2 separate regions of the Homo sapiens genome follow, and region 1 is linked to region 2. The links are chromatin contacts, found by Hi-C in ENCODE. All regions are on one chromosome and are shown on one strand. The core of a region is the stretch at or near the end of the contact, and the rest is flanking DNA. Distances in the headings are between cores, read along the strand shown.

What was found. A loop is a pair of places that touch in the nucleus more often than their neighbours do. Pooled maps may share reads with other maps.
Region 1: a map of B cell shows a loop between it and region 2 (12-fold over the local background). The contact joins the promoter of VPS36 here to the promoter of SPRYD7 in region 2. A Hi-C loop is called at or near these places in 3 of 168 maps with a recorded cell type or tissue (B cell, CD4-positive, alpha-beta T cell and naive thymus-derived CD4-positive, alpha-beta T cell) and 15 of 50 pooled maps.

The regions. Positions count from the first base shown.
Region 1 is chr13:52,449,109-52,452,819 of GRCh38, forward strand. It overlaps VPS36 (vacuolar protein sorting 36 homolog), which reads right to left and starts at 1,526. Exons shown (of 14, transcript NM_016075.4): 1 at 1,391-1,526. The coding sequence starts at 1,486. RefSeq lists an enhancer at 1,112-1,692 and silencers at 1,213-1,672, 1,713-1,772.
Region 2 is chr13:49,933,587-49,937,667 of GRCh38, forward strand. It overlaps SPRYD7 (SPRY domain containing 7), which reads right to left and starts at 2,754. Exons shown (of 5, transcript NM_020456.4): 1 at 2,544-2,754. The coding sequence starts at 2,649. RefSeq lists enhancers at 2,565-2,814, 3,685-3,734 and a silencer at 2,855-3,104.

The DNA.
Region 1 (3,711 bases), core at 276-2,775, 2.5 Mb after region 2:
CCAGGCGGGCGGATCATTTGAGGTCAGGAGTTAGAGACCAGCCTGGCCAATGTGGTGAAACCCCGTCTCTACTAAATATGCAAAAATTAGCCGGGCATGGTTGCAGGCGCCTGTAATCCCAGTTACTCAGGAGGCTGAGGCAGGATCTTGAATCTGGGAGGCGGAGGTTGCAGTGAGCCCAGATCGCGCCACTGCACTCCAGCCTGGCGATAGAGCGAGACTCTGTCTCAAAATAAATAAATTAATTAATTAAATTAAGAAGTGCTAAGGCAGTAAGTGAAGTTAGGTCCAAGCAAATTATTTAAGGAAAAGACCTTTACTCACTAATACAGGCAACACAGCCCATAGAAAATGCCCTAAGAGAGTCAGAGGACCTGGGTCCAATGTCACCTGTGCCTCTAAATAGCTGTAAGCACTTACCAGGAAAAGCTGAGTTGAGGAACTTATATCAAAGTACAGCGGAAAGTGTCGTTAATAAAACGGCAAGGGAAGAGAGGTAGCAAATTAAAACTTCTGGAAACCAAAAATGCTTGTGGGTAAATGAGTTTTAAAATTTTTCTAATTCCAGTTTATCCATTTCAATCCAGGACAAGATATTTCATAGTTTCAGTAAAGTATCTACAAAATATTTACTTACACTTCCTATTTCTCCTCTCGATTTGCAAACGCACCTTCTAAGATTTATGCTTGCACTACAAGGCACGGTCTACTATTAATATAACACTTTACAAAACACGCTCAGAACGCCTTTCTAAAGCAATTAGAAAACAAAACAAAAACCCAATAGCCTTTGGCAAGGGCATTCCAATGAAGCACTGATACCTCTTTAGGAAATCCTTTCGAAGCAATCCCTCACCCCTCTGCCCAGATATGCTAATCCCTCCGACTGCATAAGGTCCAAGCTAAAGCTTCCGCTGGGGCACGGACTGTACGGCCACCGCGCCCTCCTCACAGAAAGGCGAAACGGGGCTGTCCGGTGCCGACGCCGAGGTTGGTGTCGTCAGGGGGTCTGGAACCACGCCAAGGAAGTCGACTGCCGGATCGCCGCCCGGCGCCCGCAGACGGCGAGCGCTCCTTCTCCCGGGCACTGCAGCTGTGCGCTCCCGGAAGCATTCCGGGCGGAGGGAAGCGGCCGCGATCCGCGCCTGCTGGGAACCGTGCCAAAGTTGGGACCCGCGCTGGGGAGGCAGCCGAGCGCCCCACGCCACGTGCTACCGACCGGCGGGGAGCGCAAGAGCGCTGCACCCCGCACAGAGGCCTGCCGGGCCGCCGAGGGCCGTGAGCTAAGCCGGGGACCGGGCCGCGCCGACCCGGGCCGCGCTGAGCCGGGCCGCGCGCCCACCGGGGGTCCCTTCCGCCAGCCCGTTGGGAAGGTTGGCAGACGCCCTACCTTCTCCTCGCCATCGTAGATTCGCACCCCGCGCTGCTGGATCACCAGGGTCTCGTTGATCTCCAGGAGGCCGCTGGTCCAAACGAAGCGGTCCATGGCCGCTGCCACCCAGCCCCGGCCCTCCGAGGCCGCGAGCAGCGCGCCAGGCAGCCTGCGGCGCCCCCTAGCGTCGGACGGGACGGAAGCGAGTCGGGGCGGGTGAGGGACGGAGGGAGCGGCCTGGCAGCGAGCGGGCGCGGCTGCGAGGTGCGCCCGGGGACGTGGAGACGTGCGTGGAGCGCCCCCTGGCGGTCCATTAGCCGCCGGCCTTTCAGAACCCTTGATCAGCAGGCGGTCCACCCCATTCTAAATTCAGAGCTTACAGGGACGCGAGGGAGCCCCGACCACAGCTTGGACTTGCTTATTGTGCATTATGCCTGCATGTTTGTGGCAGTTTTCTTGTCAGTGCCCAGAATGTTGCTACATTCGCTAATGATTGTAAATAATCATAACCCCTCTCTTTCAAATGAATATTTATGGCACGCATTGTTTCTGTACAGCTGCAGTCAGTACTACCTGTGCTGCTCTTTTTTTCCCTTTAAGATTATATTGTAACACAAAGGATAAATGCTTGAGGTAACGGATACCTCATTTACCCTGATGTGATTATTATACAGTGTATGCCTGTATCAAAATATCCCATATACCCCAGAAATATATACACCTATGTACCCACACAAATTAATTTTTTTTTAACTGGGGGAAACAGATTTTATTTAACCGGGCTTGATGCGCGCGCCTGTATTCCCAGCTGCTTCCGAAGCTGAGGCGGGAGGATTGCTTGAACCCAGGAGTTTGACACCAGTGGGCGACATAGAAAGACCCTTTCCCCCTCCACCCCAACTCCCCCACGCCACTCCACTCCCCCACCCCCAGGCTCAGAAAAAAAAGATTATTTTTATTTAGGCATTTTCAATATTAATACAGACCTCATGCGTGAATTTACATTTCAATATGTAGTTCCTCTATAATTTAGCTGTTTGTTGGTCTGCGCAAAGCCATCCATGGCCGCTGCTCTCACCCACCAGGCGGCCTCGTGCCCCTAGCCATTTCATTTTTGTATTTTGCTTTATAAATGGAACACCTGGCCGGGCGCGGTGGCTCACGTTTGTAATCCCAGCACTTTGGGAGGACAAGGCGGGCGGATCACAAGTCAGGAGTTCGAGACCAGCCTGGCTAACATAGAGAAACCCTGTCTCTACTAAAAATACAAAAAATTAGCCCGGCGTGGTGGCGGGTGCCTGTAATCCCAGCTACTCGGGAAGCTGAGGCAAGAGAATCGCTTGAACCCTGGAGGTAGAGGTTGCAGTGAGCCGAGATCGCACCATTGCACTCCAGTCTGAGCGACAGAACGAGACTCTGCTTCAAAAATAATAATAATAAATAATAAATAAATAAATAAATGGAGCAGCTTATAGATGTCCTTCTACAATTGATACATATTTTTCTCTTTAGGATTATTTTCTTACAGTGTCTTCCTAAAATAGAATGACTGCTTTAAAGGTTGTGAACACATTTTAGAGAGCCTACCACTTATTGGGGTCTTAACTAAGGCTGCGTGCCCACGTGGGCAGAGGGGCACAGGGGCAGAGGGACAGAGGGCAGGCTTGCTCTCTGCCCCCAGGGCTCCACATTTCCCCCAGTCGTGGAGTCAGTGGTCTGTGGCTAGGCATTAAAAGAAAGGAAAGGCTCTTTCCAATGAGTATAAGCCATCTCTCCCCCGAAATGAATTGCTACTTTTACCGTGTTCCAAAATCCTGTGTGTATTTTGGTCTATTTCTAAACAGTGTCTTCTGTATTTCATATCTTTCAATTTCCATCATGACCATATACCCAATAACCAAAAGTTCTTTGAAAACATTTGATTTGCTGTAATATGCTATCAATATATATCACAATTTACCATCATTGCCTGATTTTTGAGCATTTGATTGTTTACCAACTTTTTAGTCTTTTTTAATTGAAAGTAATGTGACCTAAGCATCCTAATCAGATGTGGAACTGTGCAGTTATGCCTGGGCTTTGCAATTATCAACATGTTAGGCAGTGAGGACATTTGCAAGGTATGTTTTCTGCCCTTGAGGGATGTACAGTCTGTAGGACACAAATAGAAGCCTGGCATATGATAGCTGCTGGGATAGACAACCGTATAAGGGTTTCCTGTATCCAGGCTGGAGCAAGGAGAAACGTCATGTGGCTTATATATGGCAATAAATGAATAGACAAAAGGTTTTAATTTTTATGAAGTTCAGTGTATTTTTTTCTTTCATAGTTCATGGAAT
Region 2 (4,081 bases), core at 1,504-4,003:
GCGAGATTCCCTCTCAAAAAAAAAAAAAAGAAAAAAAAAGAAAGAAAGAATATTCAGGGTGTTTATGAGTCATTAGGGAATCATTTTAAGCTTATCCCATTTCTCTTAAGTACACAGACGGTTTTAGAATCTGTACTTTTAATGATTGGTGCTGCTTAGACGGTCAAGGCAAATTTGAGTACAGCCAGAATGCCACATAAACATAGCCACAGAGGATGTTTTAAGAAACATAAATTTCCAAATGAGCGGTGTCCCTTTCAAAGTAGCTGCCTTGGAAGTCATTTGTTTCTAAAATGTCGATTCACAATTAAAAGCCAAAGATATGGCATCAATGATAATACTTACAAAAATTATGCCATAGAAAATTCCAAAAGAGGAATTCCAAAGTGGTTTTAAGTAATACAACATCACTAAAATAAGTGACAACCCTCGGAGAATCACTTGAAGTATACAGACAATTTTGTTAAAAAAAAAAAAGCAATCACATTTTTTAGGTTATTTAATATAATAATCTTTCACACCACCAAATCCATGTGTTTCTATTTTCAAGTCAAGATCAATTCATGCTTGAAACATGTTCTTCTAACTCAACAACCCTTTTCTTTCATTTTATTCAGGTTCTCAAATCAGGCTCCTCTGTGATTGAATAATTTAAGTTTATAGAAAGACAGGCTAAGAAAAAACTTCCTGGCCGGGCGTGGTGGCTCACCCCTATAATCCCAGCACTTTGGGAGGCTGAGAGGCAGGCAGATCACGAGGTCAGTTCGAGACCAGCCTGACCAACATGGTGAAACTCTGTCTCTACTAAAAATACAAAAATTAGCCGGGCTTGATGGTGGGCGCCTGTAATCCCAGCTACTCAAGAGGCTGAGGCAGAAGAATTGCTTGAACCCGGGAGGCGGAGGTTGCAGTGAGTGGAGATTGTGCCACAGCACTCCAGCCTGGGCAACAATAGTGAAACTCCGTCTCAAAAAAAAAAAAAAAAAAAAAAGAAAAGAAGAAGAAAAAACTTCCATGCAGTTAGAAAATTTGGAGATGACATTACTCTATTTCATCCAGTTAGTAGCTGACAGTTGCTGGACAGCTTTGGAGAAATAAAACACAGTGGAATGAGTATATCTGACCAGCTCTTCCTAGAGGAAACAGATGACAGAGAAAAGGAATGCTCCAAAGAGGAGACTGCAGTAATTCAAGAGTCTAACAGTAAAGATAGGAAGAAGTGCTGCAGTTGATCATGAGTTCCAGGAATTATGTATGGTTGTCCTTCACTATATTCTCAGCACTTATAACAATGCCTGCCACCTGATAATTGCTTAATAAATATCACTTCAGTAAATGAGTAACTGAAATGGAAATATTTTCTGAGGAAAACTATAGAATTTGAACTCCATCGTCTATAAATAATGATGGATAAAAAATAATTTAAAGATTACTTATGTATTAAGGTTCTGTACTACATTTGGGAGATCTGAGAATTAAAAGTAAATACACACATACAAGGTGATTATATAGTTATCACATTTAGTATGTGTTATACAAAAATACAGTGGGCAGAGTGTTTCCAGAATTATAAGGAAACTGGGCGAGAGAGTTTTATCATAAATATTAAGAAGTGCCTTTTTATTTCAATGCACTGTCCTTTAAACAATCAGAAACGTGTAAAAAATCAAAAGTGCAGAAGTACAGTTAGAATAAAATAATCCACAAAAAGACAGTACTCTAACTGAAATAATTATATTGGGAAATCTCTCCTTCTAGAACCACATTCCAGAAGCATGAAACTACCTGGGAAAAGTCTAAGAAATAATAAGGTGGTGAAAGAGGCTATGATGGGAGAGGAAGAATGTTAGATAAATTATATGGATTTGGAATTAAAAGGATAAAGCAAGATGCAAAGGAGCAAAGTGCTATTTTATTTTTCAACAGTTAGACCTGTTGGGAAGAGGCCAGTCAGATGAAATTACAGTACCTCTCACAATGACTAAGGAGTCGGGCAATGGGAGGTTTTAGTTGAAATGGCAAGTTCTGACCTGAGGTGCGACTTCAGACTTCTGCAGTCTGCCTTGTTTCGACTTTAGGAGGTGAGAGGAAAATTACTTCCAATAATATAGGATTCAACCTATAAATGATGGGGCTCAAGAGACAGGACCGACAGTCAGGGCAGGAGGAGGAGCAAGACCGGACCTAGAAGCATTCTGAAAATGTGTAGGTTTTCACTGGGGCGCGCCAGAAGGGCACTCTCCGCCCCCTCGCCCGAGGACGTGTGACATCTCCGGAGGAAGCCTCCGAGATTCCTGTGAAAATGGGAGGTCCACACGCCCATTCGCGATGACAGACACAGAGAGGGCTGCGCAGCCTTGAACACAGAACCGGGCCCAGGTGGAGTCCGCCGGCTTCTGGAGAGATCTGCGAGACGAAATGGTGTCGGCGCAGCGTCGCCGGCGCGGCGGGGCAGCGTGGGGACCCTCTGACCCTGAAGGTCCCCCTGCCCGCCGCGCCCGGCCCCCGTGAGCCGTTGGGTCTGGGGAAGGGAGGGCCCTTACCCATGTGCTGCGTGTCCAGCTGCACGGCCGGCATCTCCTTCAGAGGGATGTGGCCAGTCCCCCCGTCTCTGCAGCACCGCAGGCAGCACAACACCGAGGTGGCCATCGCGCAGGGACCACCGACTCCGCCGCCGTCCCTAGACCGAGGCGACACTGCCCCCCGCCGCTCAGCTCCGTCTCCTGCCCCCGCCCGAGGTCCGGACTTGTCTATGTGGAGCTCGGAGGCCGGTACAGCGACACCCTAGGCCGGGAGGGCGCAATGCAGGCTGAGCTTAGGCTGGCCTGCGAGGAAGACGCGGAGAATCAAGGGGCCGGGGAGAGACCGGACAGGGCGAGCGGCCGGGCTGGGCCGGGGAGACGGGTGGGGCTAGTGGCGCGCGGAGGCGTGGCAGGGGGCGTGGCGTTGCGGGCCTGCGGATGTGGGACGGCGTGCGCCTGCGCACCAGCTGGTTTTTTCTCCTTGGGCGGTTTCGCGCACGCCCCCAGGGCTGACAGGTGAGTGGGGCTGTCTGTCCCTCAGTACTTCCAGGGGTTTTCCTATGCAGAATTTTTAAAACGCAGCACCCCTTGGTCCCGGCCTCGACATTATTTCTAGGGATGGATTGACAGAAGCGAATCAGTTTGGGGGAAGGGGAGCTAATGGAAATGACTTCCGAGTTTTCCCTCCGCGGGCCCAGGTTGAGCAGGCTTTGCCACCACGGAGAGCCCCAGTCTCCCTGCCGTGGCTGGTTTCCCTCACATGCTAAATAGACTCACGTGGGCCCCAGGAGTAATGCCTGTTAGTGACTGCACTGTGGATGTTCACCGGGGCTCACGCGGGCCCTAATGCATTTTCGGTGCAGAGACGCGCCCTACCTGGCCCATCGGGCTGCGTGGTCCGGGGCGCGTGGGAGGCCGCCCTGGGAGCAGAACGCTGGGGCGGGGTCGGGGGCGATTCTTGACCTGCCTCTTCCAAGCTCCCCCTGTCTGGTGCACTGAGGGTTCCGAGGAATGTGACGGGAACCCAGGAGGCTGCGGGAAGTCTGCTGGGTCCCGAGGGAAGCCTTCGGCTCCTACCGTCCGCTACTTTCTGCTTCCACACGGGAGGCTGTCACCTGTCATCTCCTTCCCCACTTAGATCATCCTTCCGTGGTAGATTTTACATCTTCAGGCCGGGTGCAGTGGCTCACGCCTGTAATCCCAGCACTTTGGGAGGCTGAGGTGGGCGGATCACCTGAGGTCAGGAGTTCAAGACCAGGATGGCCAACATGGTGAAACCCCGTCTCTACTAAAAATACAAAAATTAGCTGGGTGCGGTGGTGCACGCCTGTAATCCCAGCCACTCAGGAGGTTGTGGCACGAGAATCGCTTAAACCCGGGAGGCGGAGGTTACAGTGAGCCTAGATCGCGCCACTGCCCTCCAGCCTGGGCAACAGAGACTCTGTCTCCAAAAAAAAAAAAAAAAAAAAAAAGATACCGCTTGGCATCTGGAAATGTCTGGGACGACCTCTAGAATTAACCTAGCTCAAACCTCTGTTCCCAGATCAGTTTCATCCTGA